2 separate regions of the Homo sapiens genome follow, and region 1 is linked to region 2. Evidence: chromatin contacts called from ENCODE Hi-C or POLR2A ChIA-PET data. All regions are on one chromosome and are shown on one strand. Each heading gives the region's core, a stretch centred on a gene start or an enhancer-like site at or near the end of the contact. The rest is flanking DNA. Distances are from core to core; before and after follow the strand shown.

Region 1 (3,650 bases), core at 791-3,290, 56 kb before region 2:
TGTTGCTCTCCAAGGGGTAGCATGCTTGGGTCAGGGAAGGAAAATGGCGCCCAAGGGTGGCCATGTTTGGGTTCCAGACATATCCACTCATTTAAATCTATGACATTTCTAGCAATCTCGATTGAAAGCAAAGACAGCCAAGGAAATATTTTCTAATGGGTTCTTCACACTGTTCAAGCACCATAACATTCCCTTCTGTCCTGGAGTTTCAGACATCTGTCTGCGGTGGAGGCACTGTTCCAATAAATCCTCTGTCCTTGGGAGATGAGAGGTGAAATGGGATTGGGGAGAGGGTTAGGGGACAGTGGGGAACCTTCATCTGGCCCAAATCCATCCCCTTGGCCTGTAGTCCTTGATAGCAGAGCCCAGGGGAAGCCCACTGTGTGCATGCTCACCGGTTTCTGTCATCTTGGGCTGGCCCGCACGCAGCCACACTGCGCTTCAGGATGGCTTATCCTGATGTAGCCCAAAGGTTTCTAGTTCTCTTTTATGTCATAAGTCTCTGTGGCTTTGGTAGGCCTCCCCTCTGAGGAGTCTTAGGACTACGCTGCTAGATTTGCTGTTTTACATCGACACGGTTTGCTTGGCCTTGGAGTTCCTTTCATTGCAGGCTTGAAACCCTGAGTTCCTGGGATTGCATCTGGCACCAAGCTCTTTCTCCTCAGAGTTCAACTCCAGGGTTATTGTGGGTGAGGCAGGCAGTGCCAGGAGGGAGGCCCTTTGAGCTCAGCCTGCAGAGTTATCACCAGTTCCTCTAGTCTGAAGAGCTCAGAATAATTTCTGATGATTTCCCCCAAGGGGTGGGGGTGGTGTGGTTAATAATATTGCAGCGGGCACAGCAGGCTTTGGGTGGAGAGAAAGCAGCTGTACCTACTGAGTAGGGAATTTTATTCTGGTGTCTGAAACTTTCAACAACTTGGGCCTGGTTGGGCGAGGTAACTCCATGACTCTACAGACGCATTTTGAGTGAGTTGGTTTCAGCTTTCACAAAATGCTAATGTTGATATTGTTTACATCTGGTTGCATTGTTTTTCACTTTAAAATTACAGCTTTAGTACATTAAGCTAATTTCATAATACTGTATTAACTTAATATTCCATAAATCACACTTGTCAGATTGCATTGTTATGGATGTGCAAAACCCAAATTTACTATTCAGACTCTCCAAACACATGTATTCATAATTTGCTCCAGCAAGCCCCATGCTGCCATATAGGGTTAAGGAATTATACATTCCAATGCCAGGCACAGATCACACTGCTCTCTCTCTCCCTGCAATTGTTCTCCATACAAATTGAAACAATATATTTCCAGCCATTTTCATAGTTGTAATTACTAGCAAAAATCGTAATACCGTGAACATATTTTACACACCTGCACTTTTGGTCCAATTCATTTTTTTTGTAAGCTGAGTGTTCTCGTTTGAATAAGGTTGAGAAAGCTCACTGGTGGTAGGAATGGCAGGGTATTTTTTTTTTTTTTTTTGGGGAAGATGATAACTTTTGACTTGGAAGGAGAGGTAAAGAGACTAGCAGAAGGAACTCAGCTTGTACCTTCTCCTCTCCCTTCATCCCTTTTCTCTCCTCTCATCCTCTCTTTTTCTCTCCTTTCTCTTGCCTCTCTCTGTGCCTGTCTCCCCCACATCTCTGACCCTCTCTTTCTTTTTTCACCTTGGCAAGAAGAATTTAATTGCAGCCTATTTGGCTTTTACGTGGTCCCTGGTCCTCTTGCAAGGGTGCAAAGTCTCTGTTTAGCCTGCCTTGCTGGTTCCGGGGAACAAAGGCATGCTGTTGGTGGGGGAAATGGTGGTGGGCTGGGGCATGGAGGAGCCTCTGTAGGTTTTTAAGCACACACTGTCTAATCGGGCTCTGACAAGTCCATTGTAAATCAAAGGTCTGGTAAGTGGGGATGCCAGAAATGTTTGATCTCCTTCCAAGCCTTGAAACAACTTGCTTATTTTTTCTGCAGTTTGGCTCCTCACTAAAATAAAACATTGCGAGATGAATGTTCTGACGGGTCATTGTGTGTCAAGCTGTCACTCTGTAATGGTTACATATTTCAGCTGGATTGAGGTGGTGCTGGTTGGGGGAGGTTTGGGGAAAAGAGAGAGGGAGAGAGGGAGGCTAAGAAAGGAGACAAAGAATAACAAGATTTCTGCTTTCTCCTTGTGGCTGATCTTCATTTAAACCAAACACTTGTCATGTTCAGGGGAAGTTTTATAAATTTTTAATGATATTGGGTACAACTGGTGCTTTGAAATTTGCTGTACTTTAATTTTTTCTTCGTTAGCAAAGGTTCACTAATGCATTGAAGTGCTAAGAGCGTATCCTGGGGATGCCACGATAATTGTGTTGTTAATAATATTGTGGCACTAGTAATGTTCTCCTGGTAATCAAGGCATGAGATTTTTTTTTAATATATTCAGTTATTACACTGCATCTCGTACAAATCATGTCAATTACAATTGCCAGCCTGTGACAGTTAAAATAATTGTATACGTTTTCTAGAATTTTCCATTGGCTTGGCTAATCAAGCTAAAAAAAAATCAACACATTATTTGCATTAATTTTGTTTCTAGTCTATTTACACTCCTAAATCATTTGTCCATCTACTTCAAAAGGCAGAACAGTAAGTATTTTAATAATAAATATACAAACACATTCACACCAACCTAATTTAGGAATACTCCTATAGGTCTGGCAAGATGGAATCATCTGGTAGGAATGTTTTGTGTGACTGGGTTTATGACTTTAACTAGTGTGCATGCATGCTGATGTTGAGTTCACATTGCATACACTTGGGATATGTGGATTCTATGTTTATATAGACAGATCTTGTAAGAACATTCATTTTAGCATTTGCTATTTCTGTATTCCGTCCGTAGTTCTGTCTAGGTCAGGAAAATTGCATGATTTTGGTCTTTCCTTTTTGGCTTCACTGAAATAGCTCAATATTCCTCTGCACCAGGAAATGATGTATGTAATACTTTGCAGAACGACACTGCAAATTTGCAGCTCAAACAGTAGTCTTCTACTTCTGTGAGCTCTACCTCCTGACCGGCACTGAAGGTTTCTTTATTTGGAACTAAAATAGCTAAACACTCAAAAAGTACTGAACATGCGAAGCCAACCGCACATGGAATCCCCTGCGGTGTCTCAGCAAATTTCCCCATAGCCTGGGCTCTCTCTCTCTCCTTCACCCAGCATCCCTCTCCCCATCACTACTGAGAACAGGGAGGGGTTTTGGTCACATAGAGACATGTTGAATGAGGACTCCATGGTGCACAGAAGAAGGGAGGAGGGGCTGGAAGGCTCTCTGGGGAGCCTTGTCCTGTCTGGCTGCCATGGCATGGGGACAGCAGGTCGGGGTGCCTCTCAGGCAGACCCTGAAGAGTGAGCTGCCTGGCCTGTTTTAGCTGCAAAAAAGAGAGGCTTGGAAAGCAAGCAGGGAATGTGGCAATTTCTCAAGGGACCCTTGAACAAAAAGGAGAAGCATTCTTGCAAAACAACAGTAGCAGAGGGTCGGAGCAATGACAGGTGGACATGCTAGGATTATCTGAGAAATTATCCGGCAGCTTGGTGATATTATTTGGAGAATTATAAAAAAAGCACCCCAGTTCCTGACGCCCTCTTCAGCCCTTCCACCACCAT
Region 2 (3,940 bases), core at 130-2,629:
AGGGTCCACACATGTGCCTCACTTTAAGAAATTTGGAAAACAGAGAAGTAGAAAAAAAACAATAATTTTATGTTTCAAACACAACTCATTATGATCTTGATATATTTCTGCTCATTATGTTTCTATTCATTATTTTTCCATAATTGTGATTATATTGTGTAATCAATTTTGTCTTATGATTTTAAAATTAGTATTATCACATAAACATTTTCCATCTCGTGGGTTTACTATCCCTTATTAGTCCTTTTTGTGGCTTACTGGGTTGCATCCAAGTTTTCTCTTGTTGGACTAAGAAAGTAACATTGAGATGTGTTAGTGTGTGTGTGTGTGTGTGTGTGTGTGTGTGTGTGATACTAGTCACACAGCTAGCCTCATTAAGGTTTGTACATACAGCATCTAATTTATTCTTACAGTAACACTATGAGGTAAAGAAATATCTCCCCCATCTTACAGATAAAGAAACTAAGGTTTAGACAGTTAAACAAATCACCCAAGGCTACGAATCACCTACATAGGTGGTAAGGGGCAATTCCAGAATTCAAATGGATAGCAGTTTGACAAAGGCCATGCTTTTTTGTTTGTTTGCGTGTTTGTTTGTTTTTGAGATGGAGCCTTGCTCGGTCGCCCAGGCTGGAGTGCAATGGCGCGATCTCAGCTCACTGCAACCTCCGCCTCACGGGTTCAAGCGATTCTCCTACCTCAGCCTCCCGAGTAGCTGGGATCACAGGCACCTGCCATCATGCCTGGCTAATTTTTGTATTTTTGGTAGAGACAGGGTTTTGCCACATTGGCCAGGCTGGTCTTGAACTCCCGACCTCAGGTGATCTGCCCACCTCGGCCTCCCAAAGTCCTGGGATTACAGGCATGAGCCACCGTGCCCAGCCTTAAAGGCCATGCTTTTGGTCATTAGTCTATCCCTTCACCATAAAGCTTTTTCCATATTTTGTTTGCATTTTTACATTTTTGGATTGATCCCCATAAGTGGAATTTTTGGGTCAAAGGGGGTAACCATTTTTAACATGAGTTAGAGGAATGTGCATTCCATTCCTGTTGTATTTTCCCCTTGCCAGCATTGACCCCTGCCATTGAATCCGTTGGTAGGGTTATTAACGACCCCCATTTTTAGTGGCTTGTGACATCCCAAGTTCACCCTCCACTCAAACTCCATGTCCATCCTGCATCAGCTGGGCTTTGCTCCAGGCGTCCATCACCTTGGGACCCCTGCTTGAGCAGCCACCATCTGGAATGTTGCTTGGTCACTGTTGCAGGAGGAAAGAAAGCTCTGGGGCATCTCCAACTGGCAACTAAGCCATCTAGCCCAGAAGTGACAAATGTCACTTCCGCTCAGACTTCATTGTCTAAAACGAATCACGTGGCCCCATCCACCCAGACAGAGCCAGGAGGCGGAGTCCTTTGTGAGTCCTTAAGGGAGAGCTGGAAATAGCTGGTGAAGGCCCTAATAACTAACACAGTCATAAAAGTTGCTCATTTGATCGTTGAAAATAGTAACACGTTGCTTTATTTGACAAGAGTTTTTTTTTGGTGAGCCTTAGTATTTCTTCATATTTTCTTGGCAAGTTGTAGCTCTCCTTTTGTAACTTGTTTGTCCTGTTCTTAACCCATTTTTCGGTAATATCTTAATGCTTTACAAATGCTTTCCGGATGTGGTCATGTCCCTAAATAGGTCTTTGATGAGTGAAAACACATGGTGTTTCAGAAGCCAATTTCCCTTAGATAGTTTTTAAACATAAAGATGTAAATAACTTTATGCATTTACTTTCATTTTCCAAAGAAGTGACCCAGAGTTTATGTTTACTCCAGGTTTAATTTATGTTAACTTCCGCTTTTCAGTTAATCAGTGAAAACTGAGGGAAGTTCCTGAGCTTCAAGGGCTTTCTGCATCTGGGTTTCAAAATTCTGGACTCCTTCCTATCTCCTTGGCCCCACACTTCCCTTCTAGGGAACCAGCCCTGAGTGTCCCTATAGAGTTCACTTCTCCTTCTCATCCCCACTCCTCTGTCCCCAGGTCAGGAAAAGACACCTGGGTGCAATCGAAATAACTTCCTAACTGGTATTTTTTACATGGGCTACCAGAAAAGAGAACATGCTAATTACATCATTCTTTCCCTCCAAACCCTTCCCAGTGGCTCCCCTTGCCCTGTGGGGCCCATTTACCATGGATGAACACAATAGGATTTTCAGTGGGATACAAAGGAACACTTTATAGTTATAAGTTAATTTTTGGCCAGGCGCGATGGCTCACGCCTGTAATCCCAGCACTTTGGGAGGCTGAGGCGGGTGGATCACTTGAGGTCAGGAGTTCGAGACCAGCCTGGCCAATATGGTGAAACCCTGTCTGTACTAAAAATACAAAAATTAGCTGGGCGTGGTGGCGGATGCCTGTAATCCCAGCTACTCAGGAGGCTGAGACAGGAGAATTGCTTGAACCTGGCAGGTGGAGGTTGCAGTGAGTCGAGGTAACACTGCACTCCAGCCTGAGTGACAGAGCGAGGTCTCATCTCAAAAAAATTTTTTTTAAATTAATTTTCATGTGTATTAGAAAAGTGTTCACCTAGCACATTAAACATGTACATTGACAGATATTACTGCTGTGATATGGCAATGAGCACAAGTGTGTTCATGTAAAAATTGAAAGGGAGCTATTAAGTTGATAACATGATAGGAAATGCATGGGTTTGGCAAAGATAATGGGATAGTGTCTAAATGACAGAAGTTTGGGAAAGACAAATTAACATCCAAACTTCATAGCATCCTTAAACCTGCCAAACCCAGCTTTTGAGTCCTATCCCCACATCCCACAGCCTGTTATGTATGTAACATGATCAGTATGTAAATACTGATCATGCTGCAGGGCCCCTTTAACATAACATCTTCCCCCTTTGTTCTGGGCAAAGTTAGAGCTCTTCTGTTTGTTCTCTTTGGGTCCTGTTTCACTTTAAAACATTTTTTAATTTGATTTAATTTTAAGTTCCGGGATACATGTGCAGGAAGTGCAGGTTTGTTACATAGGTAAATGTGTACCATGGTGGTTTGCTACACCTATCAACTTATCACCTACGTATTAAGCCCAGCATGCATTAGCTATTTATCCTGATGCTCTCCCTCCTCCTGCCCCACCCCTTCCCTGACAGGCCCCAGTGTGTGTTGTTTCCCTCCCTGTGTCTATGTGTTCTCATTGTTCAGCTCCCGCTTATAGATGAGAACATGCAGTGTTTGGTTTTCTGTTTCCAGCAATCCCATTACTGAGTATATACTCAAAGGAATATAAATCATTCAATTTTAAAGATACATGCACATGTAAGTTCATCACAGCACTATTCACAATAGCAAAGACATGGAATCAACCCAAATGTCCATCAGTGATAGACTGGATAAAGAAAATGTGGTACATATACACCATGGAATACTATGCAGCCATAAAAAGGAAACGAGATCATGTTCTTTGCAGGGACATGGATGGAGCTGGAAGCCATTATCCTGGCTCACTTTTTATAGTACATTTTCCTTAATTGTTCAATGTCTTACTTTCTCTTCTAGATAGGCATTTATTTGGAAGCACAACCTGGGTTTTCTTTCAGTAGCCAGTGTTAACCTACAGAAAGTGCTTCACTACTTAGAAAGTACCTTTGTATTTATGATCTAATTGGCTCCTTACAAGGACCCCTTGAGGCAAGCATCTCCATTTTACAGAAGAATTAACCAAGGCTTGGACATTGTCAGATGCAATTCAGAGAGTCTTGGCAGGGATTCAGATTCAGGAATGTGACCCAACAACCCCCTCTTTTCCTGCTGGATCACAGGGCTGCATCACTCCTGTTTTCCCACAGTCCCTGATGTGGGGTCTGTGCATACTACATGCTCAACAAAGGCTCCAGGGGTGAAAGAAGGATGAGCACATTCTTATGTCTAGGGCTTTTGT

The links. Hi-C counts contacts between places; a loop is a spot of excess contacts on that map. ChIA-PET counts read pairs that join two places held with the same protein, here RNA polymerase II (POLR2A). Pooled maps may share reads with other maps.
Region 1: a loop to region 2 is called in a map of ovary, with 3 times the contacts of the local background. The contact joins two enhancer-like sites. A Hi-C loop is called at or near these places in 1 of 168 maps with a recorded cell type or tissue (ovary) and 1 of 50 pooled maps. POLR2A ChIA-PET finds 5 or more read pairs at or near these places in 1 of 52 experiments (WTC11).

What each region holds. Positions count from the first base shown.
Region 1 is chr19:31,961,026-31,964,675 of GRCh38, reverse strand. All of the region lies in intron 6 of LINC01837 (long intergenic non-protein coding RNA 1837), which reads left to right. Among named protein-coding and RNA genes, the nearest start is that of LINC01533, 63 kb to the left of the region's middle. RefSeq lists an enhancer at 1,688-2,881. Within about 2 kb of position 2,040, at least 3 of the 41 ENCODE cell types and tissues checked have a DNase peak (open chromatin) inside an H3K27ac peak, as active enhancers do.
Region 2 is chr19:31,904,186-31,908,125 of GRCh38, reverse strand. All of the region lies in intron 12 of LINC01837 (long intergenic non-protein coding RNA 1837), which reads left to right. Among named protein-coding and RNA genes, the nearest start is that of LINC01533, 120 kb to the left of the region's middle. Within about 2 kb of position 1,379, at least 9 of the 41 ENCODE cell types and tissues checked have a DNase peak (open chromatin) inside an H3K27ac peak, as active enhancers do.